2 separate regions of the Homo sapiens genome follow, and region 1 is linked to region 2. Evidence: chromatin loops called from intact Hi-C (ENCODE). Cell type or tissue: gastrocnemius medialis. All regions are shown on one strand. Links, peaks and the distances in the headings refer to the core of each region. The heading gives the core; the rest is flanking DNA.

Region 1 (5,368 bases), core at 77-5,076, 200 kb before region 2:
AATAAATAAAATCATGGCTGGCAGGAAATTTGAGAGGAATGCACATGATATACTTCCAGGAGCTCCCAGAATTAATGGGGGAAAAAACTGCAGGTGGCTGTAGAGTTTTCCATTAGAAGGAGAGTAAAGTGTATTTAGTTATTTGAAAACAGGTGTTCAAACTGAAACTTGTACACAAAGGTTCATAGCAGCTCTGTTCACAATAGCCTAAAGGTGGAAATACCCAAATGTTCATCAACTAATGAACAAAAATGTCACACACACACATGCGCGCACACACACAGGTGGAATATTATTCATCCATTAAAAGGAAGTTCTGATGCCTGCTACAACATGGAGGAACCTTTGAAACATTGCTTCAGGTGAGAGAAGCCAGTCACAAAGGACCACATATTGTTTGATTCCATTTATACGAAATATCCTGGCCGGGCGCGGTGGCTCACGCCTGTAATCCCAACACTTTGGGAGGCCGAAGCGGGCGGATCACAAGGTCAGGAGTTCGAGACCAGCCTGGACAGCAATAGTGAAACCCCATCTCTACTAAAAATACAAAAAATTAGCCGGGCCTGGTGGCAGGCGCCTGTAATCCCAGCTACTCGGGAGGCTGAGGCAGGAGAATGGCGTGAACCCGGGAGGCGGAGCTTGCAGTGAGCCGAGATTGCGCCATTGCACTCCAACCTGGGCAACAGAGAGAGACTCCGTCAAAAAAAAAAAAAAAAAAAAAAAAGGAAGGAAGGAACGGAAGGGAGGAAGGGAGAGAAAAAGATCCTGAATAGGCAAATCCGTGGAGACAAAAAGTCCAGTGGCGGTTGGTGGAGGCTGAGGGAAGGAGGGAATGGGGAATGACTTGAGTGCTCATGGTGCCGGTGCCTTTGGGGCGATGAGAAAGTTTTGGAACTAGATAGTACTGATGGTTGCACGCCATGAATATCTTTAATGTCCCTAAGTTGCATTTTTAAATGATATTGTTATGTATTTTACAATTTTAAAATAATCTAATTATTGTTCTTGGGACGCCCGTAGGTCCCCTTGGCAGGAGGGGTGGAGGGGGAATGATTGCCGCTGCGCGCAGCGCGGGCAGAGGGCGAGAGGGCGAGAGGGCGGGAGGGCGTCGGGGCTGCCCCGGACCTGCAACCAGCCTGGTAGCGGGCGGCGGCGGCGGCGGCGTTGGGATGCGGGCCACGGGCGTGCGGCCCTCAGCCGTCTCCCGGCCGAGAGCGAGGCCGGAGGCGCCAAGCCGAGCGGGCGCCATTTGCAGCCTGGGGCGCAGCAGCTGCAGCGCTGTCTCCGAGGGGTTGGGAACGGCCAAGGAGGAGGCGCGGGCGGCGGCGGTGGGCGTTGGCGGGCACCGGCTCCCGGCCGTCCCTCCCCGCGCCCGGCCGGCCGGCCTCTCCTGCGCGCCCGGAAGGGGCTGCGGAACAATGGCCGCGCCGCTGTCGCCGCCCGGCCCGGCCCGGGGAAAGCCGGGAAGGCGCGCGGAGCCTCCTGGCGGCGGCGGCGGCGGCGGCGGGAAGGCGGCGGGGACGGCGTCGGGCGTGTCTGGAGCCGTCCGGCGCGGCGGACTCCGGGGAGGCTTGGTCTGCGCCGCGCAGAGACAGCAGCCGCCGGGGGCGGGGCGCGAGCCAGCGAATTTGCAGAACTTCCCTCAATTGGGCTTTGTCTGTCTCATCTCGACTGGATTCAGGTTCTTTATCCTAGACAGGACTGTCACAGAAGGGCTGCTGCGGTCTTCTCAACGCAGCACGTCTAGTGGCACACAATTTCAGCTTGTCAATTTGTCTCATCACTGATGATGCTCACTTTTATCTTTAAGATGCTGTCTGTAGGCTTCTCCGCTGTAAGGTCACACTCACTTGGCAGTTATAATAACAGTATTTTGTAGGGTGGTACTTTGAATTTTCATGAATCACCATTTCTCATCAAACCTTTTAAACCTTATTTTTATTTTTGGGACAAAGTCTCGCTCTGGCACCTAGGCTGGAGTGTAGTGGTGCGATCACCGTTCACTGCAGCCTCAACCTCCCGGATTCAACCAGTCCTCCCACTTCTGTCCCCCGAGTAGCTGGGACTACAGGCGTGTGCCGCCGGCTTTGGCCTCCCAAAGGGCTGGGATTACTGGTGTGAGCCACCGTACCCGGCCCATTTATTTTTTTTTTCATACATATGGACACATGGTTTCCTTTTTTTTTTTCTTTTTTAGCTGATGGGGAGTTCTACTATATTGCCCAGGCTGGTCTCGAAGTCCTGGGCTGCTGCCTTAGCCTCTGGCATAACTTGGCATTGTAGGCGCACCACTGGGCCTGGCTGTTAGGTTATAATCTGTTGCTGTCATTTATTTTATTTTATTTTTATTTTTTGAGATGGAGTCTCACTCTGTTGCCCAGGCTGGAGTGCAGTGGCACGATCTCAGCTCACTCCAACCTCCACCTCCTGGGTTCAAGGGGTTCTCCTGCCTCAGCCTCCTGAGTAGCTGGGGTTACAGACGTGCGTCACCATGCCCAGCTAATTTTTGTATTTCTAATAGAGACGGAGTTTCACCATGTTGGCCAGGCTTGTCTCGAACTCCCGACCTCAGGTTATCCATCCTCCTTGGCCTCTCAAAGTGCTGGAATTACAGGTGTGAGCCGCGGCGCCCGGCCGCTGTCATTTATTTTAATGTTCAAATTGTCCCAGGTTTGGCCAGTGAAAGCCTGTTCAAGCCAGCTTGTGTGTTCATTTGGCATGTCCCTATTGTTCTTTGAATACTTCCTTCCTTCCGGCACAAGATGTTCCAGGCTCATCTTGTACTTTCTCCCTGCCCCAGCCCTGGAATCAGATACTTCTCCAGGGACTCCTGGTTCTGTTTACTGGAGAGCAGTTATTTACAAACCAAGATCCAGATACTGGGTGTTTTCATTGTGTTTGAAGTGGTGCTGCTTTCAGGCCTTCACACTGGACATTTTCTGAGAGAGAGTGAAACTCCAATTCCAATCCAACACCATAGAATTCACTCTTCTTTTCTTCCTCTCCATGATGTTTGGTCTATTCTACTGTGAAGGTGAACACTACCACATTTATTCTTTCAAAAACAGTTTATTCCCATCCTTACAGTAAAATATTTCAGTAAAATTGAAACAAAAAGGAATAAAAATCAACCATAATCTCAGTATAAAAATAACATTTTGGGGCCGGGTGCGGTGGCTCACACCTGTAATCCCAGCACTTTGGGAGGCCGAGGCGCACGGATCACGAAGTCAGGAGATCGAGACCATCCTGGCTAACACAGTGAAACCCCATCTCTACTAAAAACACAAAAAATTAGCCAGGCGTCGTGGCAGGCGCCTGTAGTCCCAGCTACTCAGGAGGCTGAGGCAGGAGAATGGCGTGAACCTGGGAGGCGGAGGTTGCAGTGAGCTGAGATCACGCCACTGCACTCCAGCCTGGGCGACAGAGTGAGACTCCATCTCTATAAATAAATAAATAAATAGTATTTTGGTAGATTTACATTCAGCTTTTTCTTTACATATAGTTCTCTTTCTTTGAGTTATATGACATCATACTGTAAATACAATTTTGTACCCTGTTTTTTTCATTCAATTTTGCAGTAGCCCACAGGCCAAACTTGGCTCACTGCCTATTTTTGTATCCCTGTGAACTAAAATTGGTTTTTAAATTGTAAATGGCTAAAACAAAATCTAAACAGCAATAATATTTTGTGACGTGAAAATTACATGAAATTTCAGATTTGTGTCCATTTATGTTAAGTTTTATTGGAATACAGTCTATGGATCTTAGGACTTTCCCTCTGGGTTTGCTCTCCAGTGGCACCCAGCCACAAGGAGAGGCCATGTAGAGGTGCTCTGAATACAGTCCCAGTGAAGCCTAGCCCAGGCTCAACCTGTGAGTGAAGAAACCACCTTGGAGTGGCTCCTCCAGCCCCAGCAGTTCTAGCTCCTAGATGTTAGTCACCACATGAGGCCCCAGACACGGTGGAGCAGAGAAAATCCGACACTCTGTGCACTTTCAGATTTCCTGACCCGCAGAATCAGTGTTATACGGTGGCGGTGGTTTCTGCCACTGTGTTTCAGATGGGTGCTGAGCAGCAGTCGTAACTGGAACAATAACCGCTCAGTAAAGGGCCTCATGTAAGATCCTGCCACACCTGTAACCCCAGCACTTTGGGAAGCCAAGGTGGGCAGATCACTTGAGGTCAGGGGTTCAAAACCAGCCTGGCCAACATGGCAAAACCCCGTCTCTACTAAAAATACAAACATTAGCCAGGGGTCTGTAATCTCCCCCACAAAAAAAGACCCTAAAATAAATATCAACAGTAAAAAGCCATGGAAAGTGGAAGGATAATTAAGGCTAAAGATAATATAATTAGGCCAGGCACGGTGGCTCACGCCTGTAATCCCAACACTTTGGGAGGCCGAGACGGGTGGATCACGAGATCAGGAGATCGAGACCATCCTGGCTAACATGGTGAAACCCCGCCTCTACTAAAAACACAAAAAATTAGCTGGGCGTGGTGGCAGGTACCTGTAGTCCCAGCTACTTGGGAGGCTGAGGCAGGAGAATGGCGAGAACCCGGGAGGTGGAGCTTGCAGTGAGTCGAGATCGCGCCACTGCACTCCAGCCTGGGGGACAGAGTGAGACTCCGTCTCAAAAAAAAAAAAAAAGATTGTATAATTAAACATTAAACATAGTTCTGACTTTTCTAGCAAAAAGATTGTTAAATGTAATAGTTCTCATTGTATAATTATAGGAAAGATGTCTGTCAGGAGAAAGGAAGTTTTTCTGACACTAAACTCTAAGAGGAATGTATCCCTCTATCAGGGATGTTGGAAAATAGACAATTCCTTTTTTTTTTTTTTTTTGAGACAGGGTCTTACTTTGTCGCCTGGTGACAATTCCTTTATCAGCATTTTTATAGAATTCACAAGAGGTGTTTCTAACATGGGCCATCAGTAAAATCCAAGTATACAACACTAAATCATAAACATATTGTCTAAGTGTCTAAGTTTGTAGCTTTTAGGTAATCTAAACTGATTCAGGGCTGGAGCTTTAAAATCAAGAGGATGCTGGGCACAGTAGCTCACGCCTGTAATTCCAGCACTTTGGGAGGCCAACGCAGGCAGATCGCTTGAGCTCAGGAGTTCCAGATCAGCCTGAGGAACATAGTGAGACTTAGTCTCTAAAAAAAAAAATTTTTTTAATTAGCTGGGCATGGCCGGGCGCGGTGGCTCAAGCCTGTAATCCCAGCACTTTGGGAGGCCGAGGTGGGTGGATCACAAGGTCCGGAGATTGAGACCATCCTGGCTAACACGGTGAAACCCCGTCTCTACTAAAACTACAAAAAATTAGCCGGGCACAGTGGCGGGCGCCTGTG
Region 2 (5,368 bases), core at 245-5,244:
CTGAAGCAGGAGGATTGCTTGAACCTGGGAGACAGAGGTTGCAGTGAACTGAGATTGCGCCATTGCCCTCCAGCCTGAGCAACAAGAGCAAGACTCTGTCTCAAAAAAAGAAAGAAAGAAAGAATCTTCATCTATTATCTCCATTTTATAGATGAGGAAGCCAATGCACAGAGTAAGAACTCACACAAGGTTCCACAACTGTTGTAAGTGGTGGAGGCTGGAGAAGGCCTGCAGTATTTACCACCCTCCTAGGATAGGCGTGAGGTCCAAAAGAGGTAACTACAGCACATATAAAAAGCCTGGCATGCAGCAGTCACAATATACTTTTTTTTTTTTTGAGATGGAGTTTCACTCTTGTTGCCCAGGCTGGAGTGCAATGGTGTAATCTCCGCTCACTGCAGCCTCTGCCTCCTGGGTTCAAGCAAGTCTCCTGTCTCAGCCTCCCAAGTAACTGGGATTACAGGCACACGCCACCACGCCTGGCTAATTTTTGTATTTTTAGTAGAGCCGGGTTTCACCATGTTGGCCGGGCTGGTCTTGAACTCCTGACCTCAGGTGATCCGCACACCTCGGCGTCCCAAAGTGCTGGGATTACAGGCGTGAGCCACCGCGCCGGGCCCACAATATACTTCTATCTATCTAACAAATTTCTACTCATCCTTCAAGCCCTGCTCAAACTTCATCTCTTCCGTAAAGTATCTCCCAGACAGCCCCATGTGTGTTCTCAGGGCACTCTGTATGCAGCACATCTTCACACTTATTGCTCCAGTTACAGAAGTACATGTGTCTGTCTCCCTGATAGTGAGTTTCCTAAGGACAAGCAGAGTTCTCATTCTGCTCTATATCCTAGGGTGGGGCTCTGTAAGGGCAGACAGGCAGAAACCAGATGAACTCCAAGGAGGAAATCTGCCCAAGGTCGAATGGCAAAGCTGGAAGTAAAACCCAGGCCTCCTGACCTCCAAGCTGTGCTGTTAGCACACATCGTGCTGCCTCCACCACCCCACCCATGGTGCCAGGCCTCTGCTGGGTGCTGCCCTCACACAGCCGCCTCTTTTAAACAGAGAGAGGAGGGAAAGAAGCAGATGACAGGAGGCTCAGAGGAGAGGAAGCCAGCTTAGTTGGGGCCCCTGACCTCGGGCTTCCTTGGGCCCTGGGCAGCCTGCCTCTGCCACTCTGTCCCTGTCCCCAGAGAACCGCAGAGCTCTCCAACCCTGTTCAGGGATGTGGCTGGGAGTCCATGTGACATTGTGCAGGCAAGAGTCCGTGTGTCTGACTGTAGCTGTAGGTGTGGACAGCAGTATGGGTGAGTGTGTGTGTGTAAGACCGCTCAGCTTTGTGCCCCTGTGTGACAGTGAAGGGGTGTCGGGAGCTATGTATTTGCACCCTCACCTCTTGGTACACTGGGAAGTCCCAGAGCCACAGTATGACCTGGGACAGAAATACACCTCACCCCAAACCCCTCAGCCACAGGTCCCTTCCCCCAATAATCAGCCGTGCCCTGCCAGGAGGGATAGTGGGGAGGGCCCCTGGACCCTTCCCCCACCCATCCCAGGCCAGACGGGAGAGAACAAGCCCTGACAGACTCTTAACTTCAAGCTGGCAGATGCCCAGCCTTGCACCAAGTGGCTTCCACACAGCCACTTCAGCAGGGGAGGCCTCTGTCTCCAACTGACATTTGCAGGGAGGAATGAAGGCTAGCGAGAAGTGTCTTTGGCTGCTATGGGCCAAATGGCACTTGAGCGGTGGATGCCCACTCGCCTGGAAGGGTTAATTTTCATGTAGTCCCGGGAGGGGGAGGGGTATTATAAAAAGCCACAGACAAACGGAGGTGCCAGGACCCCGGGACGGCCCGACTCCCCGATGTCCCCTCACGAGGCGGCTCCAGTGCCCCACCCCGGCTGGACCACTACCCCTAGACAGGCGAAAGACGCCCGCGGTCGGGGGGAAAGGGAACCCGTCCAGCAGCACCCCTTCCCCAGCGGGGCGGCGACGCGGGCCCGGCACTGTCCTACCTCGCGGCCTGGGCGGCGCCGTCCCCGCCGCGCCGGGGCTCCGGGCTGGCCATGGCTGCGCGACCCCGGGCTGGCGGCCGCGTTATTAATAGCCGGGCCCGCGGGCCCCTCGCTCCGGCGCCCGCGCCCGCCGCACTGCCAGCTGCAACCGACACCGGATCCCGGCCGGCCCCGGGCCGGGCGCGCCCACTTGGCCGGGGCTCCTGCCGGGGGAGGAGGGAGCGGCCGCGCGGACCTGGGGGCGGGGAGAGGCTGCCCCTCCCGGACCAGCCTGGGGCGGGGGTGGGAACGGGGGCCTGGAGCTGTCTTTCCAAACCTCCCAGCCCCCTCGTCTTCCCGAACCTTCTCTCCACCCTTCCTTTCGTGAGGTCCCGTTGCAGGGGGAGTCAGAAGGGGGGTCTGAAGCCCCAGGGAGCACCTTCCCTGTCCAGCCTGGGAGGGTGGAGGCAGGGTTGGGCGGGCTGCTCAAAGGGAGCCAGCACCCCTCTCCCGCGAGTGTTTGGGGGTGTCCGCTGCCGCTCAGCGCCCTCTGGTCCCCACCCAAGAGGGGAAGGGCCGCAGCCACCCTCTGGGCACTCCGGGCTGTCCCCGGCAGCTGTCGTGAAGGGCGGGGCAGGGCGCGGCCGGGGAGGAGGGTTCACGGCCACACCCCGCGCGTTTGGGGACAGCCTGGAGCCTGGGGGCGGGCTGGGTGGCTGGGGTTAGAGAGAACTGCGGAGGAGTTTACGCCTATCACATTGAGTCCATATTTAACCCCACTTTCTGCCCCACCCTTTGAGGCTTCCTGGGGTCTCTCTCCTGCTCCACCTGTCACCCCACTCAGCCCACTTCTGTCAACTTCAAGACATACCTCCCCCCACGTCCTCAGCCCACTAGTGTGAGGGTCAAACCAGCACTGACGTCTTTCTCCCCAAGAGAGAAGCTGCTGGGCCCCTTCCCAGACCTGGGCTTCAGGCGTTCTTCCTTCGGATTCCTTTTTCCACTTAGCTACCCTGTCTGGGGAGGTCTTTGACTCAATCGCAGAAGAATGCTGGCACCATAACAAGCCCCAGGGGCTGGGGTGCCTGGGAGGCCGGTGGGGGAAGCATGCCGTGGTGTTGAATGTGTGTGGGCTTGTGTGCCCCTGTGTGACTCTGCGGTGATTGTGGGGTACATGTCTGTGTGTGAGCATGTGGATGTGTGATTGTGTGATCTCAGGGTGAATGTGTGTGGTGATTGTGCCATGGTGGAGTGTCTTTGTGGGGCTGGCGGTTTTGACTCTGTGTGGGGGGCATGCATATGGTCCCGCTTGTGACTCTGACTGTGTGCTTGTGCGTGACTGGGGGTTGATAAATGTTCATTCATCCTCGCGTCTGAGTGTGCTGCCTGTGGCTGTATATTTATATTTCTCTGTCTAATGCAAGGGGGTGGAAGATTTAACACCCAGGGCAGCCAAATATACCCTTGTAAGGTACGCACGAGAAAAAGCCAGGTTTTGAGGCTGCTGGTCATTTTCTGACTTACCCCCGAACTATTCCAGGGGAGGAGGCTGGCGAAGCCTCAGCTGCTGGGCATTTGACATCTGCTGCCCGCCAGAGGAGAGCTAAGGCAGCAAGGGCAGGCCTGCCAGAGGCTCTGTTTGCTGTGGTACCAAGCAACAGGCGGCAAGGGTGGCATTCAGAAGAGCTGGCTCTGCCCCTCCAACCCCCAGCCCAGGACCTGGCCTTAGGCTGTCCCTAGGACTGAATTTCTGACCCGCTCCTACCCTCCTGCTCAGCGCTTCTTTAGGCTGAAACCCTGAATTCCCCAGGGTCCCAGAAACTTCCCCACCTCCAAGCCTTTGTTGTTGTTTTTTTTGTTGCTGTTGTTTCTTGCAGTCAGGGTCTCACTCTGTCATCCAGGCAGGAGTACGGTGGTGCAATCATGGTTCACGGCAGCCTCAACCTCCTGGGCTCAGGTGATCCTCCCATCTCAGCCTCCCGAGTAGCTGGAACTACAGATGCACACCACCACACCTGGATAATTTTTGTATTTTTTGTAAAGACGAGGTCTCACTGTGTTGCCTAGGCTGGTCTCAAACTCCTAGGCTCAAGCAGTCCTCCTACCTCAGCCTCCCAAAGTGCTGGGATTACAGGAGTGAGCCACCACACCCAGCCAGGCCTTTTCTGCTGCTCCCTCTGCCTAGAAAACCCTTTCCAGCTCTTCACAGCCCACCTTTTACTCTCCTTCAGGTCTCAGATCACATCTCACAGAGGCCTTCTCTGATGCCTCCCCACCCCCTGCCCATAATGTCCACCCATTTATTTTTTTGTTATGGGCTTTTTTGTTTTGTTGGGTTTTGTAAAATTTTATTTAATAGAGATGGGGTCTCACTATGTTGTTAAGGCTGATCTCAAACTCCTGGCCTCAAGGGATCCTCCAGACTCAGCCTCCCAAAGTGCTGGGATTACAAGCAGGAGCCACCATGCCTCACCCCATTTACTGTTTATCCCTGTCACCCTGTTTATTTTCTGTGCAGCACTTATCAATCTGCAACAATACTATTCATTTTCTTTCTTTTTTTTTTGAGACGGAGTCTCACTCTGTTGCCCAAGCTGGAGTGCAGTGGTGCAATCTCAGCTCACTGCAAGCTCCGCCTCCTGGGTTCAGGCCATTCTCCTGCCTCAGCCTCCGGAGTAGCTGGGACTACAGGTGCCTGCAATCATGCCCAGCTAATTTTTTTGTATTTTTAGTAGAGACGGGGTTTCACCGTGTTAGCCAGGATGGTCTCGATTTCCTGACCTCGTGATTCGCCCATCTCGGCCTCCCAAAGTGCTGGGATTGCAGGCATGAGCCACCGCTCCCGGCCAATACTATTCATTTTCAATTATTTTCTTCTCTGCTTCCCCACTAGAATGGAAGCCCCATGAGGGCAGAGACTTTATGTGTCTTGTTTACTGCTGTGTCTCCAGAGCCCAGCACAGGGACTACCACATAGTAGGACCTTAAAAAAATTGTTTGTTTTTGTTTTTTATAATAATAACAATCATTTATTTTACCCACAGATCTGTGATTTGGGCACGGCTTGGTGGAGGCAGCTCATTTCTGCTTCACGTGGCATCAGCTGAGGTGGCTTGCCCAGAGGTTGCAGAACTCGCGTCCAGGACAGCTCACTCATGTGGCTGGCAAGTTGATGCGGTCTGTCAGCTGGGAGCTCAGCAGGGTATTTGGCTGGGGGTCTTGGTTCTCCTCCACATGGGCTTTTCCACGGGTTGCTTGTGCTTCCTCATGGCATGGTGGCTAAGTCCCAACAGTAAACGTCCCAAAAGAACAAGGCAGAAGTGAAAGGCATTTTTTTTGAGCTAGCCTTGGAAGCTACACACTGTCACTGCTGACCT

What was found. Hi-C counts contacts between places; a loop is a spot of excess contacts. Peaks named below come from ENCODE experiments on the same cell type or tissue, not always from the same donor. Only the 100,000 strongest peaks of a DNase experiment are listed, where the experiment ranks them.
Region 1: it touches region 2 in a loop (3-fold over the local background); 2 of 110 quality-filtered maps call a loop at or near these places.

Annotation. Positions count from the first base shown.
Region 1 is chr1:32,499,343-32,504,710 of GRCh38, forward strand. No RefSeq gene overlaps it. Among named protein-coding and RNA genes, the nearest start is that of ZBTB8B, 37 kb to the left of the region's middle. RefSeq lists silencers at 1,074-1,203, 1,294-1,563. In gastrocnemius medialis, for the core only: no CTCF peak of the experiment used is centred there; DNase peaks (open chromatin) are centred at 767, 1,619 and 2,759; H3K4me3 peaks cover 1,685 bases; H3K27ac peaks cover 5,000 bases.
Region 2 is chr1:32,700,596-32,705,963 of GRCh38, forward strand. SYNC (syncoilin, intermediate filament protein) reads right to left here and starts at 2,175. Exons shown (of 5, transcript NM_030786.3): 1 at 2,013-2,175. The coding sequence starts at 2,065. RefSeq lists enhancers at 1,643-2,408, 2,409-3,174 and silencers at 2,535-2,584, 2,635-2,724. In gastrocnemius medialis, for the core only: no CTCF peak of the experiment used is centred there; DNase peaks (open chromatin) are centred at 976, 1,276, 2,256, 2,656 and 4 weaker places; H3K4me3 peaks cover 3,173 bases; H3K27ac peaks cover 4,892 bases.